Linked DNA regions of Homo sapiens: region 1 is linked to region 2. A link is a loop called in an ENCODE intact Hi-C map of the cell type or tissue named here. Cell type or tissue: Caco-2. All regions are shown on one strand. Links, peaks and the distances in the headings refer to the core of each region. The heading gives the core; the rest is flanking DNA. Region 1 overlaps GAB2 (GRB2 associated binding protein 2). Region 2 overlaps GAB2 (GRB2 associated binding protein 2).

The links. Hi-C counts contacts between places; a loop is a spot of excess contacts. Peaks named below come from ENCODE experiments on the same cell type or tissue, not always from the same donor. Only the 100,000 strongest peaks of a DNase experiment are listed, where the experiment ranks them.
Region 1: a loop joins it to region 2, with 3 times the contacts of the local background. A loop is called at or near these places in 4 of 110 quality-filtered maps.

What each region holds. Positions count from the first base shown.
Region 1 is chr11:78,276,708-78,283,397 of GRCh38, forward strand. GAB2 (GRB2 associated binding protein 2) reads right to left here. Exons shown (of 10, transcript NM_080491.3): 2 at 3,894-4,194. Among named protein-coding and RNA genes, the nearest start is that of USP35, 91 kb to the left of the region's middle. In Caco-2, for the core only: no CTCF peak of the experiment used is centred there; no DNase peak of the experiment used is centred there.
Region 2 is chr11:78,361,493-78,368,182 of GRCh38, forward strand. All of the region lies in intron 1 of GAB2 (GRB2 associated binding protein 2), which reads right to left. Among named protein-coding and RNA genes, the nearest start is that of GAB2, 53 kb to the right of the region's middle. RefSeq lists an enhancer at 3,624-4,536. In Caco-2, for the core only: no CTCF peak of the experiment used is centred there; DNase peaks (open chromatin) are centred at 2,769 and 4,039.

The DNA of each region.
Region 1 (6,690 bases), core at 2,815-5,314, 85 kb before region 2:
AAAGCAAGCTCAGATAATGTAGTTTCCACATTTTCATTGTACTGAAGTCCTATACAGTAAAAGGATTCAGACAATATCTTTTAAATATGTGATTTTTATTTATTTTATTTATTTATTTATTTATTTTTGAGACGAAGTCTCGTTCTGTCGCCCAGGCTGCAGTGCAGTGGCACAATCTCGGCTCACTACAAGCTCCGCCTCCCAGGTTCACGCCATTCTCCTGCCTCAGCCTCCCGAGTAGCTAGGACTACAGTTGCCCGCCACCACGCCCGGCTATTTTTCTGTATTTTTAGTAGAGATGGGGTTTCACCGTGTCAGCCAGGATGGTGTCGATCTCCTAACCTTGTGATCTGCCCACCTCGGCCTCCCAAAGTGCTGGGATTACAGGCAGGAGCCATCATGCCCAGCCTAAATATGTGATTAAGAAAGATATCTCCACTGAGTAATTTTTGCCACATCTCAAGAATATATTTTCTTGATGAGAACACCTCTAATCCCACAAGAAAATAATTCAATTAAAAGCCATTTGGTTTTTGGTTACATTTTCCCCTCATCATACCTATTTCTTAAAAAGCTGAGGTACTTCTTGGACCCATTTCTCACATTGTTAGAGTAGGTAGCTAGGCAGACATGAGCAGGGCAGGAGCCTCTCCTGCCCCCATCTCACCAGGAATGTCAGGCAACCATCAGGTGAGAGTCAGGCGGTTAAACTCTCTAAAATAACAACTGGTTGCAGCTGGTGCTGGGGAAAGACGGTCTCCCAATCGATAGAAAACACCTGAAACTGGTGATCAGCAGCTTTCTGATACCATCTCAGGAGATAGGCAAGTCTCAAGCACGCACACTATGAGGCAAAATGGTCGAGTTTAACTGGTATTTGGCCTTCCTCTAGGAACACTTGGCTGGTAAAAGAATGCCTCAAGTGGGCATGTGTACAGCTTTAGTAAACACACTGTGCATGCAGCCCCTCCTAAGTGCTGGCAGGCCACTGCACATGCAGATAGCCCTCTCCAAGGGAAGAATCAGGAGAGAAGGGACACAACCCCCTGGAAGCATGCCAATATATAAAACTCCAGATCAAAGGTCAAACAGTGCACTGAAATCTCTCAAGTTGCCCGCTTGGCCCTCTTCCAAGTGTTCTTTACTTCCTTTTGTTCCTGCTCTAACACTTTTTAATAAACTTTCACCCCTCTTCTAAAACATGGCTCAGTGTCTCACTCTGCCTTATGCCCTTTGGCCGAATTCTTTCTTCTGAGGAGGCAAGAATTGAGGTTGCTGCAGACCCAGATAGATTTGCCACTGCTAACAACATTTATGAAAGCTTTGAGACTGGTGTGTTTGTGAAGTTTTTCTTCCCCTGCTTTTTTTTTTTTTTTTTTGAGACAGAGTTTCACTGATGTTGCCCAGGCTAGAGTGCAATGGCATGGTCTTGGCTCACTGCAACCTCTGCCTCCCAGGTTCGAGCGATTCTTCTGCCTCAGCCTCCCAAGTAGCTGGGATTACAGGCGCCCACCACCATGCCTGGTTAATTTTTGTATTTGTAGTAGAGATGGGGTTTCGCCATGTTGGCCAGGCTGGTCTTGAACTCCTGATCTTAGGTGATCCACCTGCCTCGACCTCCCAAAGTGTTGGGCTTACAGGCGTGAGTCACCGTGCCCAGTCTGCTTTTTTTTTTGTTTTTTGTTTGTTTTTTGAGACAGGGTCTCCCTCTGTCACCCAGGCTGGAGTGCAGTGGTGCGATCTTGTCTCTGCAACCTCTGCCTCCTGAGTTCAAGCAATTCTCTCACTTCTGCCTCCTGAGTAGCTGGGAATACAGGTGCACGTCACCACAGCCTAATTTTTGTATTTTTAGTAGAGACGGGTTTTCACCATTATTGGTCAGGATGGTCTCGAACTCCAGGCCTCAGGTGATCTGCCTGCCTCAGCCTCCCAAAGTGCTGGGATTACAGGCGTGAAACACTGTGCCCAGCTCCCTGGCCTTTTAATTCGTTTCTTATTCCCCACCCCCAACATTTTTGTTTTTTTTTTTAGGACACAGGGTCTCGTTCTGTCATCCAGGCTGGAGTGCAGTGGTGTGATCACAGCTCACTGCAACCTTGAATTCCTGGCATCAACCAATCCTCCTACCTAAGCTTCCCTAGTAGCTGGGATTACAGGCATGCTACCATGCCCAGCTAATTTTTATTTTTTATCGAAATAAAAATGTTACAGTGAACCATGATTGTGTCACTGCACTCTAGTCTCGCTATGCTGCCCCAGCTGGGGCCCCTTTCCCTCTACCACTTTTTTTTACTGAATATGCATTGCTCTCCATCAGGAATAAAATAAAGGAAAAAAACAAAAACAACCTCCATGAAACCTATAAATGACAAAGATTTGGGGAAAACAGGAAATTCCACTCAGGAAGCAAGAAGATTATACCAAAGAACTTAATAAATAGGGGCTCATTATCCTTCCCCAAGGAAGATAAAAATCACAGAATTCCTAGGTTAGGATATCTAGTTCAGGAATGACTGGCTACATAATTTGCAGAGCCCAGTGTAAAATGAAAACGCAGAACTTCCTGTTAAAAAAACTATTAAGAACTTCAAGATAGTAATAGTGGAGTGTTAAACGAAGTGCAAGACCTTCTAAGGATGGGGCTCTTTGTGACTCCACAGTTCACATGTCCACGAACCTGGTCTTACATCTAGGGGCTCCCTAACCTGGCTGGTCCTCAGAATCACCTGAGGAACTTTTTTTTAAAGAATGAGACATAATTTACACGCCATAAATTTCAGCATTTTAAAGTGTAAAATACAGTGGTTTTTAGTATACTCATGAAAGTGTACAAATATCATCACTATCTAATTCCAGAACATTTTTACCACTCCAAGAAGAAACCCCATACTCATAAGCAGTCGCTTCTCACACTGTCACTCTCAGTCACCACCAATGTACTTTCTGTCTCTGTGGATTTGCCTGCTCTGAGCCTTCATACAAACGGAATCATAAAAAGATGGTCCTCTCTGTCTTCTTTCACTTAACATGTTTTCAGTACTTCATACCATTTTATGGCTTAGTAATATATATGTATATACCATATTTGATTTATTGATGGATATTTGGGTTGTTTCCACTTTTTGGCTATTATGAATAATACTGCTGTGAACATTCTTGTACAAGTGTTTGTGTAAACATGTTTTGGGAATATGCCTGCGAGTAGAATTCCTGGGTCAATTCTACTGCCCCAGAAAAAACTCTGCTCTTCAACCATCCCAGAGAGTTTGAGATGAGCCTAAACAAATGTTAAGGAGCATTTCTACAATTTAACACTCATTTCAAAAAGGTGAGCTACTCTTTTGTGAAGATTATAAAAACCCAAACATAAATCACTGTTTCCTCCTTTTATCTGTCCCCTCCCAAGTAAACATAAATGAACACTGAATCGTCAATAATCATCACAAAGAACCCGCACAAACAAGGGTCAAGTGTGACTGTGCAGGATGGCCTGAAATGGGCTAGGACAGACAGAGATGAAGGAGAGAAGGGACCAAGGTGAGACCTTCCCTATGGGATGGGTGACAGATAATGGGACACAGAGTGCTGGACAGCACAGGGAAGAGAGAAAACAGGAGGGATGAGGAACGGCAGTGGTGTTGAGGCACCTAAGGAAACACCACAAATACCTTTAGCTTTATCACAACCCCAACACTTTTTTTTGGTTTCCAGTTAGAGCATAATTAGGGCCAGGTGTCCCTCTAATATTTGGCCAACCCCTTCACACTCTTTACCCTTTATCTATGAACGCTCTTCCAACAGGAAACCTTAGCTAGAGCCTGCTCTCAATGCTCCAGGAATCCAAGGGCCTCACCTCAACCCCCTATGAGAAAGATCTGTGTGCGTTCTCATACCTGTGCTCTCCTCAGCCTGATTGAAGCCACAGATCTGGCAGATGCTCTGGACCCACTTATTCATGTCCTCTTCTGTCTCAGCCACCAGGTAAAAGGTGCGTTCACTGGTCTTGATGTCAAACACAAAACTATCCTGCAGCTCCTTCTTGTTAAAGGTCAGGCCTGCATCTACCTGCTCACAGAAGTTCAGGTTGATGATCCGCAGAGGCTTCTTGGAGTGATCGTTCTTGTAGTATTCCAGAACATCTGGGTCACCGCTCATCCGGCCACTCCGCAGGATAAACCAGCGTTTCTTCCAGGCCTAAATCATATCAGGAAGGAGTAAGAAGAGGGGGAAGAAGTCATTAGTTATTTCAAAGCTTTTTTCTTTCAGAGACAGGTCTTGCCCTGTTGCCCAGGCTGGAGTGCAGTGGCACAATCAAAGCTCACTGCAATCTTGAACTCCTGGGCTCAAGCGATCCTCCCACCTCAGCCTCCTGGGTGGCTGGGACTACAGACGCACATCACCACGCCCAGCTAATTAAAACATTTTTTTGTAGAGACAAGGTCTTGCTATGTTGCCTAGGCTGGTCTCAAGAGATCCTCCCAACTCAGCCTCCTAAAGCACTGGGATTATAAGTATGAGCCACTGTGCCTGACCTTAATGCATTTTTTTTTTTTTTGAGATGGAGTTTCACTCTTGTTACCCAGGCTGGAGTGCAATGGCATGATCTTGGCTCACTGCAACCTCCGCCTCCAGGGTTCAAGCGATTCTCCTGCCTCAGCCTCCTGAGTAGCTAGGATTACAGGCATGTGCCACCACGCCTGGCTAATTTTGTGTTTTTAGTAGAGACAGGGTTTCTCCACATTGGTCAGGCGGGTCTCGAACTCCCAACCTCAGGTGATCCACCTGCCTCGGCCTCCCAAAAGTGCTGGGATTACAGGCATGAGCCACCATGCCCAGACGACCTTAAAGCTTTTAATAGGTCCTCAGATATCATAGGTTAAAGACGGGGACTGTGGGACCTGCAGGTGCCACATGACCTGTCCCCTTTTCAGATTTCCCAAGTTTCAAAAATGGAGGATTACTTTGGAATGCATGTTTGTGCAGCATCTCACTATGTAAACAGGGTCTTATCACTATAAAGTAAGATGTGGCATTCCCACTGTCTAGATCAGGAAGTTAGATGATGACACTTTAGAGCAACTATTTCTTTAGGCTAGAATACAGATCCAAACTCACAGCATTTTTAGGCAAGGGAGAACTTGCAAAGCCATAATCAGTTTATCCATGGGGACCCCCACTAAGGCAGGGTGAGTTGAAGTAACAATGTTACACACAGTAAGTAGCAGAAAAACAAGTTTTCTAACTTTTTAGTACAACCTGCTTTTAACCAAAACATGATGCCTTAGAAGAATCACAGAGAAACTGCTCTAAAAACATGTAACCTCAGGATTATATTTCCTGTCTTGTTCATTGATGTTTCCTTAGTCCTTATGATAATGCCTTGTACCTTACTAAGCTTTCAATATGTATTACTGAATGAGTAAACTCCTTATACCATTCCATACCACAGAATTGAACACGTGATTACATATTCTCTCAAGTTGTCTTCCATATTCCATCTCTTCAACAAGACTGAGTAATCTGTAAGCAGACATTGCACAAAGACTACATATAACAGAAATCTGCGTTCAGTCTATGCTTTACCATTGACTGGCTGTGTGAATTTTTTTTTTTTTTTGAGACGGAGTTTCGCTCTGTCACCCAGGCTGGAGTGCAGTGGCATGATCTTGGCTCATTGCAACCTCTGCCTCCTGGGTTCAAGCGGATTTATCCTGCCTCAGCCTACGGAGTAGCTGGGATTACAGATGCCCACCACCACACCCGGCTAATTTTTGTATTTTTAGTAGAGACAGGGCTTCACCATGTTGGCCAGGCTAGTCTCAAACTCCTGACCTCAGGTGATCCACCTGCCTCAGCCTCCCAAAGTGCTGGGATTACAAGTGTGAGCCACTGTGTACGCCCGGCACTGTGTGATTTTTGATTAAGTCATTTACCTCTTTGAATCCTGCCTCATCTATATGAAAATCACTACCACCACCACCATTTTCCCTACCTACCCCATAGGGTTATTATGTGAGCCCAAAGCACTTTGTATACACCCTGAAGCACTACAAATGTCAAGGATTTGATTATCACAATTCTTTAGACCCCATGGGATCTACACTCCATTAATTCTACCATCTTTTCACTCTCACCTTTCATCCCTGTCCTCTTTTCTTTCCTTATCCAACTCTATTTCTGCGATCCATTATCATAATTATTCCCTTGCTTCTTTCTCCATTCCTCTTATTTACCCAGCAAACCCCAGCTAAGTCTAATGCTCTGCCAACTCTACCTGTTCCCACTTGGCTGTACATACATGGAGAAAATCATATGACCATGCTGACTGGTCTCACTTTTACTTCAAGTGGCCCCTCATGTTGCCCAACAATCCTACTATATTTACCTAGTCAATGACTTTCTCCTGTTCTTTGGCAACAATCTCTTGGCCTCTCTCTTTAAACCTCCAATGCCTCCACTCTTTTATATCTTATTTCATGAGAAAACACAAACAATCAAAAGAAAATTTACACATGTTCCATGACTACATTTACCATCCTGCCTGCACCTGTAGCTGTGAGCTCTGTTACTAGGGAGCATAGACAGTCCACCCAATGAAGGCCAACCTTTTTCCATTTGTGCACAAAGACATCACTTCAACAATTCTCCCCTTCTTCAGAATCGTTGCATTTTTCCTCCTGACTAGGATGA
Region 2 (6,690 bases), core at 2,555-5,054:
AAATTCACAATTCCTATTACAAAGGGCTAATCTCCTACATAAAGAGCTCCTACAAATCAGTAAGAACATTAACCCTGCAGAAAAATAAGCAAATGTTCACAGACAAATAACTATAAATGATTTTTAAACATGTGAAAAGATCAATGTTGACTTACAAAAGGAATACAAATTAAAAATACACTTAAATATTACTTTTCTCTCATTAGACTGGCAAACATACAGAACTTTGGTAATCATCTTGGCAAGACTGTGGAAAAAGAGGCAGGAGTGTAAATAGTTACAAACCCTCTGGAGAGCAATGTGGCAAAATTACATATAATCTACCAAAAGTGTAAGAGTATATATCCTTTAACCAGGCAATGCCAGAAACTTATCCTAGAGATAAACTAACATGTGCACAATGACATATGTGCATTTTGGGATCTATTTAAAAGAGTAATATTGAAAACAATGTAAATGCTCATCAGTAAAGACTTAGTTATGCCTTCACCAATTGATGTACTACCACTCAGCTGCTTTTTAAAAAGGCATGGGGAAGAAAACTGTTCATGTATCAATATGGAAAGAGCATCAAGATATATTATGAAGTAAAAAAAAAAAAAGCAAGTATAGAGAAAGTTGTCCTTTATTTGTATAAATGGAGGAGTTAATACGTATTTGTATGCGTATTTATAATCTCTATTAGATATATTCTAACATATCTAATATGTTAACAGGCCAACATACATTATAAAGATAAATACACCAGGTTATTAGAAATGAGCAGATGGTGGCAGAAGGATAGAGAAGAGACTTCTCACAGTATACTTTTCAAATATTTTGTGTTTAAGCCATGTGCATGTATTATCTATTAAATTTAAACATTTTAATAAGTATGCATAATAAAATACCTAGAGTAACTTCTAATGAAGTAGTTAGAGTGTAACTTCCAAATAAGCAGAGGGATAAAAAGGAAATTAGAAAAAGGAAACAAAATGTTCAATCCAAAAGGTAAGATTAAAAAAAACAACAGAAAATTTCAGTGTAAGGTAAGGTACAACACTACACGGTTGCAACAAATCAAAACATTTCCATAATCACAATAAATGTAAATCAATTTAATTCACCATTTAAAAGATAAAGCCTGTCTCACTGTATTAACCACAATAAATGTGAATTAACTAAATTCTCAAGTTAAAAGAAAGACTTTCCAGACTAAACAAAAACATAATCTAGCTACATACTGTTTTTTAAAGATACACCTAAAATACAAGAGCACAGGTAGGTTGAAATCAAAGGATGGAAAAAATTACATAAAGCATATACATTACTCAAAAGAATGCTGCTGCAGGTATATGACTACCAAGCAAAAAAAGATATTAAGGTAAAAAGGCAAAGAGGGTCAGGCACTTCACAAAGATAAGAGGTTCAAAGGCCCAGAAGTCATGTACTTCTAAAAAGTATGTGTACCTAGTAATATGGCCTCGAAATATATAAAGCAAGAATTGCCATTACTATAAGTAGAAAGTGACAAGTCCATTACATAATGGGAGATTTTTAAACAACCTCCCAGTAACTAATATAAAAAAGATGAGGCTCCTTTTGCCAACTCAAGTTAACCTTCCTTGGAACTAGATCACCATATCAGATACACAATTTCTTACTTAATTCCTAAGAAAATTAATCAGAACGGAAAGACATTCTTCCTGTCTGGTTCTGGTGACCAGTATTCAAACACAGAAATGAGAAGTTACACATGAGCTGCATAAGCAACCACATAGCTAGAGACTAACACTAATGGCTTTGTCAGCAATTCTGTGTGCTTATGCTTCAATTAATCTCTAAATTCCTCAAGGGAAGATGTTGGTCTCTTACACACATTTGTATCACTTCCCATACCTACCACACTGCCTGGTATATAGTAGGTGCTCAATAAATGTTTTATGAGTCATCTACTAAAATACTCCTCTTAAAAATATGTATTCTCTCCAACATCTATGAAGCACCTATTACATACCAGGTACTGTGTTAAGTACTGAGAATACACAGATGAATAAAAATGTCTGCTTTCCAGGGGACCACAACCTAGTAAAAGATAAATAGAAATATATTTTCTTTTTTTTTTTTTTTTGAGACAGGGTCTCACTTTGTTGCCAAGGCTGAAGTGCAGTGGGACACCCACAGCTCACTGCAGTCTTCACCTCCCAGGCTTAGGCAATCCTCTCACTTCAGCCTCCCAAGTAGTTGGGACTATAGGCACGCACTACTATGACCCTGCTAATTTTTGTATTTTTTGTAGAGATGGGGTTTTGCCACGTTGCCTAGACTGGTCTCGAATTTCCAAGCACAAAATCCACCCACCTCAGCCTCCCAAACTGCTGGAAATGTAGGCATGAGCCACTGTGCCTGGCTTAGAAATACATTTTCTTAAAAAGCTGTAAGTAGAGTTTTAAATGGAGTGGTAGATATACAAGCCCAGTGAAAGTACCCACAGACCTAAGGGAAAGGTTCTCACCCATTTAACATATATTTATAAGCACTTACTGTATGCCAGAATCAGGTAGGTGTTAAGAAGAGATATTTGAGTTAATTCTTGTCAAGCAGATGTGGGGTTGAAGTCAGACAGAAGGTACTAAGGGCAATGAGAAAAAAGAATGTAAGGTCCAGGAGAAAAATGTGATTTGCTTGAAGTCAAAGAGCTTGGATAAAGACTAGAACCTACATTCCCTAGTGTCCTTTCCACATTGCTTCTGGAATTCCTGGCCTCAAGCTATCCTCCCACCTCCGCCTCCCAAAGTACTGAGAATATAGGCATGAACCACCGCATGTGGCTCCCACATTGCTTCTCTACACTCCTTCCCCTTAGAACCATCTTTACTCCAATACAGATTCCTATCTAGGTCAATGGATTTTGACAAAAATTCAGTAAGAAATGTCTTTTAAATTGTAGCACAGTATCTATAAATACAATGAACTTAAAAGTTTCAATAAATATCCTTAACTGGACACAATACATGCTACTTTTTGTATACTATTTTACTTTGAAAATACTGGTAGCAACTCATTACCATTGATTTCATCACCTACGAATAGAGCTCAATCCCCATTTTGTAAAATGCTTATTGCTTGCAGTGGTTATTCTACCTCTAGCTTCTCACTTAATAGCCATCCCCCCAAATTCCTCTCCAAACATATTACTAACAACTATGATAGCAAATGCTGTGATAGGCCTTGAGTTTGCTATATGTGTTTAAGTTCTTCAAAAAAGCATAAACCAGGGATTTTATCAAACTTTCCTGAGAAATTTTCCCCAAACTATACATATTTACTACATATCTACTGATATCAGAAGATTCAGTAGATACAGAGTGAGATTTGGACATATGTAATGTTGGGAAAAGCTTCCCAGGTAATAGCACCTTTTTAAAAATATATATATATACGTCTATATAGTATTTTGCAAGTAGGTGGCAATGCTATGCTTGAAATACAAGGGTGGGAATGGCTGCAGTCATTTTTTTTATTTCAACAGGGTTTTGGGGAACAGGTGTTATTTGGTTACATGAATAAGATCTTTAGTGGTGACTTCTGAGATTTTAGTGTACCTGTCACCCCAAGGTGATAGCAACTTAATGATCTGAGGTCCCTTCCACTGTTATGAAACAAATATTTGTGTAGGAAAAGGAGTCTGGTAACGGACTAGACACAGACAAGAAAATGAAATCTCAGATAAGCAGAGGGACTTAAGTGTGATTAAAAAGCCACCAGTAAGGCAGGCATTAGAATCCAGCTCACCTGATTGCCAGTCCATTTCAGAAAGTTCCCACTAGGAAAATGAAGTCTCCCTATCAGTGTCCCTTCTCCTTCTGCAGTGACCTTTTCTTTATCAGAAACTCCCCAGGGCACCTTGGCTTACTAAATGCTAATTAGATTTCCTCCACCTGCTCTGGGATTTAGAGGGCAGTGCTAATGCAGCGCCCTCCTCAACTAACAAAGCCACTGGCATTCCTGGTATGCAGGGGCTGGCCTCCAGTTTAGTCAACATCAATTAAAGGGCTCCTATCCAAAGCCCTAAGGAGGAAGACAGAAAAGGGAGGGGTATTCCTTGATCCAAAAAATGAAGTACAGTCACTGATTGGGATTGATTGTTACTGTGGAGCTGGGTGGGACCAGGGAAAATTCTGGGAGGTAGGAATGGAATCTGGGTGAGGCAAGCAAACTGATGACCATTCATCATCTTCTCACTCCCCCAAGGAATGCTATTGTTGAGCTTGAGGGGATGAAGCCTTGGATCGCAAAAAGCCTTCATCCAAAAATAACTTAAGAAACACTTCCCTTTCTCTTCTTGTTTCAATACACAGGTCCAAATTCCGCAGTCCAGAATGACAAGTCCTCCATAATTCTATCCCGCTCTATGGAGGCATCAGAATTTCGTGAATATTCAGCCACTAACTGGCAAAGTTCAGCCTGGATGTTCAGCCATTAACTGCTGTGTAATTATGGACCAGTTACAGTTTTCTCTGGGCTTTGATTTTTCTCATTTGCAGCACTCAGTTGATTTCAAAATTAAATAAGACAATGAATATACATATGTTTTATAAACTATAAGGTGGTGTAGAGTTCTAATACAACTCCTAACACAAACTCAATTCAATGCAAACATTTACTGAGTTCCTAGAATAGTGTTTATACAGAGTTGGCACACAAACATTATCAAGTATTAGCTGTTAGATGCACAAAAACCATACCGAGTTCTTAATGATAGGGAAATCACAGTCCAGTGTAGGAGACAAGCTCTTTAACATAATATGATGAGTACTAAAATAGGCTGGGCACAGTGGCTCACGCCTGTAATCCCAGCACTTTGGGAGGCCGAGGCAGGTGGATCACCTGAGGTCAGGAGTTCAAGGCCAGCCTGGCCAACATGGCGAAATTAGATTTCCGTCTCTACTAAAAATACAAAAATTAGCCAGGTACAGTGGTGCATGTCTGTAGTCCCAGCTACTTGGGAGGCTGAGGCAGGAGAATTGCTTGAACCCAGGAGGTGGAGGTTGCAGTAAACTGAGATCACACCACTGTATTCCAGGCTGGGCGACAGAGCAAGACTCCATCTCAAAAAAAAAAAAAAAAAAAAAAAAGATGAGTACTAAAATAGAATATGCACAAAGTGAGGATGGGGGGTTAATTTACCCTGCTACCAAAGAGCAGGGGTTAAGGATTATCAAAAACCTTCTATATTCACTATATTTTCTCCAAGCCCTATCCCCAATTACATTCTATTCCCCATCCAGACTATGATGGCGAATAGAATGTAATTGGGGATAGGGCTTGGAGAAAATATAGTGGAGAAGCAACTCAAATGGTTGCTTCTCAAATGATCCTCCAGAACAACATATTCATTAGAATCTCCCCATCTTTATTCACAAAGTTACATGAGAAATTTTAAAAACCCACTAACCATCCAAGGAGTATTTAAGCTTCCATTATGTGCAAGGTATTCTTAAGGATGCAAAAAAATACAAGACAGGTCCCTGAACCCAATGAATTTACCATCTAGCAAGGGAGATAAGTCATATACAAAATTATGATACTAAGGTATATTCCTGAGCCATACAGTATCTCAGGGGTAAAGGGGAACATAGCTCAAATATCTGGAGGAGCTCCAAATTGAAAACTTCTGTTTTCTTTTCCCCCATCAACTTGGACCAAGAGTCACAAATACATTCTTCCTCCATCTAGCAATATCCTTTAACCTACTTTGTGCCAGACAACATTCTGGTCATGAGAAAAAAGCAATGAACAAAACAGACAAAAATCCTGCCTTCGAAGGGCATATGGTCTGGAAGTGTAAAGGGTCAGGTAGGTACATATATGAGTGACTGGTGTGTGCATGTATGTGTGCGTGCGTGCATGTGATACAGCAGACTAGAAAGCATATGCTTTGGCTTAAATGGAAAGCTACCACCCAGTTCCAGCTAATTGCTGCTAGGCAGAAATTTGGGCCCAGTGTTCCCAGATCTGGAAGCTGGACATTTTACGGATTTTATGTAAGAGATCTCAGCTTTTAACAATCTACGACTAATTAAAAGTGTTTAAAACACTGCAGGCCAAGCAAAACACTTTATAGATGGAATTCAGGCTAAAGATACCAGTCTATAATCTGTCTTAGAACATGTATCATGATTTTTGGCTTAGAGATGCAGTCACTTCATATAGTGTTATAAACCAAGTGCTACTGGGCTGCAGGCAGAAGATCCAGCCTCTCAGCCAGTATTAAGGAGGTGAGAGCATTTAGCCTGAGCTCCTTCAGAAAACATCTCAGAATATGTCAGTGCTTAATTTTCTTTTTCTTTTTTTTTTTTTTTTTTTTTGAGACGGAGTCTTGCTCTTCCCCCCAGGCAGTGGCGCTATCTCTGCTCACTGCAAGCTCCGCCTCCCGGATTCACGCCATTCTCCTGCCTCAGCCTCCCGAGTAGCTGGGACTACCGGCACCCGCCACTGCGCCCGGCTAATTTTTTGTATTTTTAGTAGAGACGGGGTTTCACCGTGTTAGCCAAGATGGTCTCAATCTCCTGACCTCGTGATCCGCCCGCCTCGGCCTCCCAAAGTGCTGGGATTACAGGCGTGAGCCACTGCGCCCGGCTGTCAGTGCTTAATTTTCTATTCTTTGTTCACTTCTCACAGCACTTACTGGCCACATCCATGAGTTGC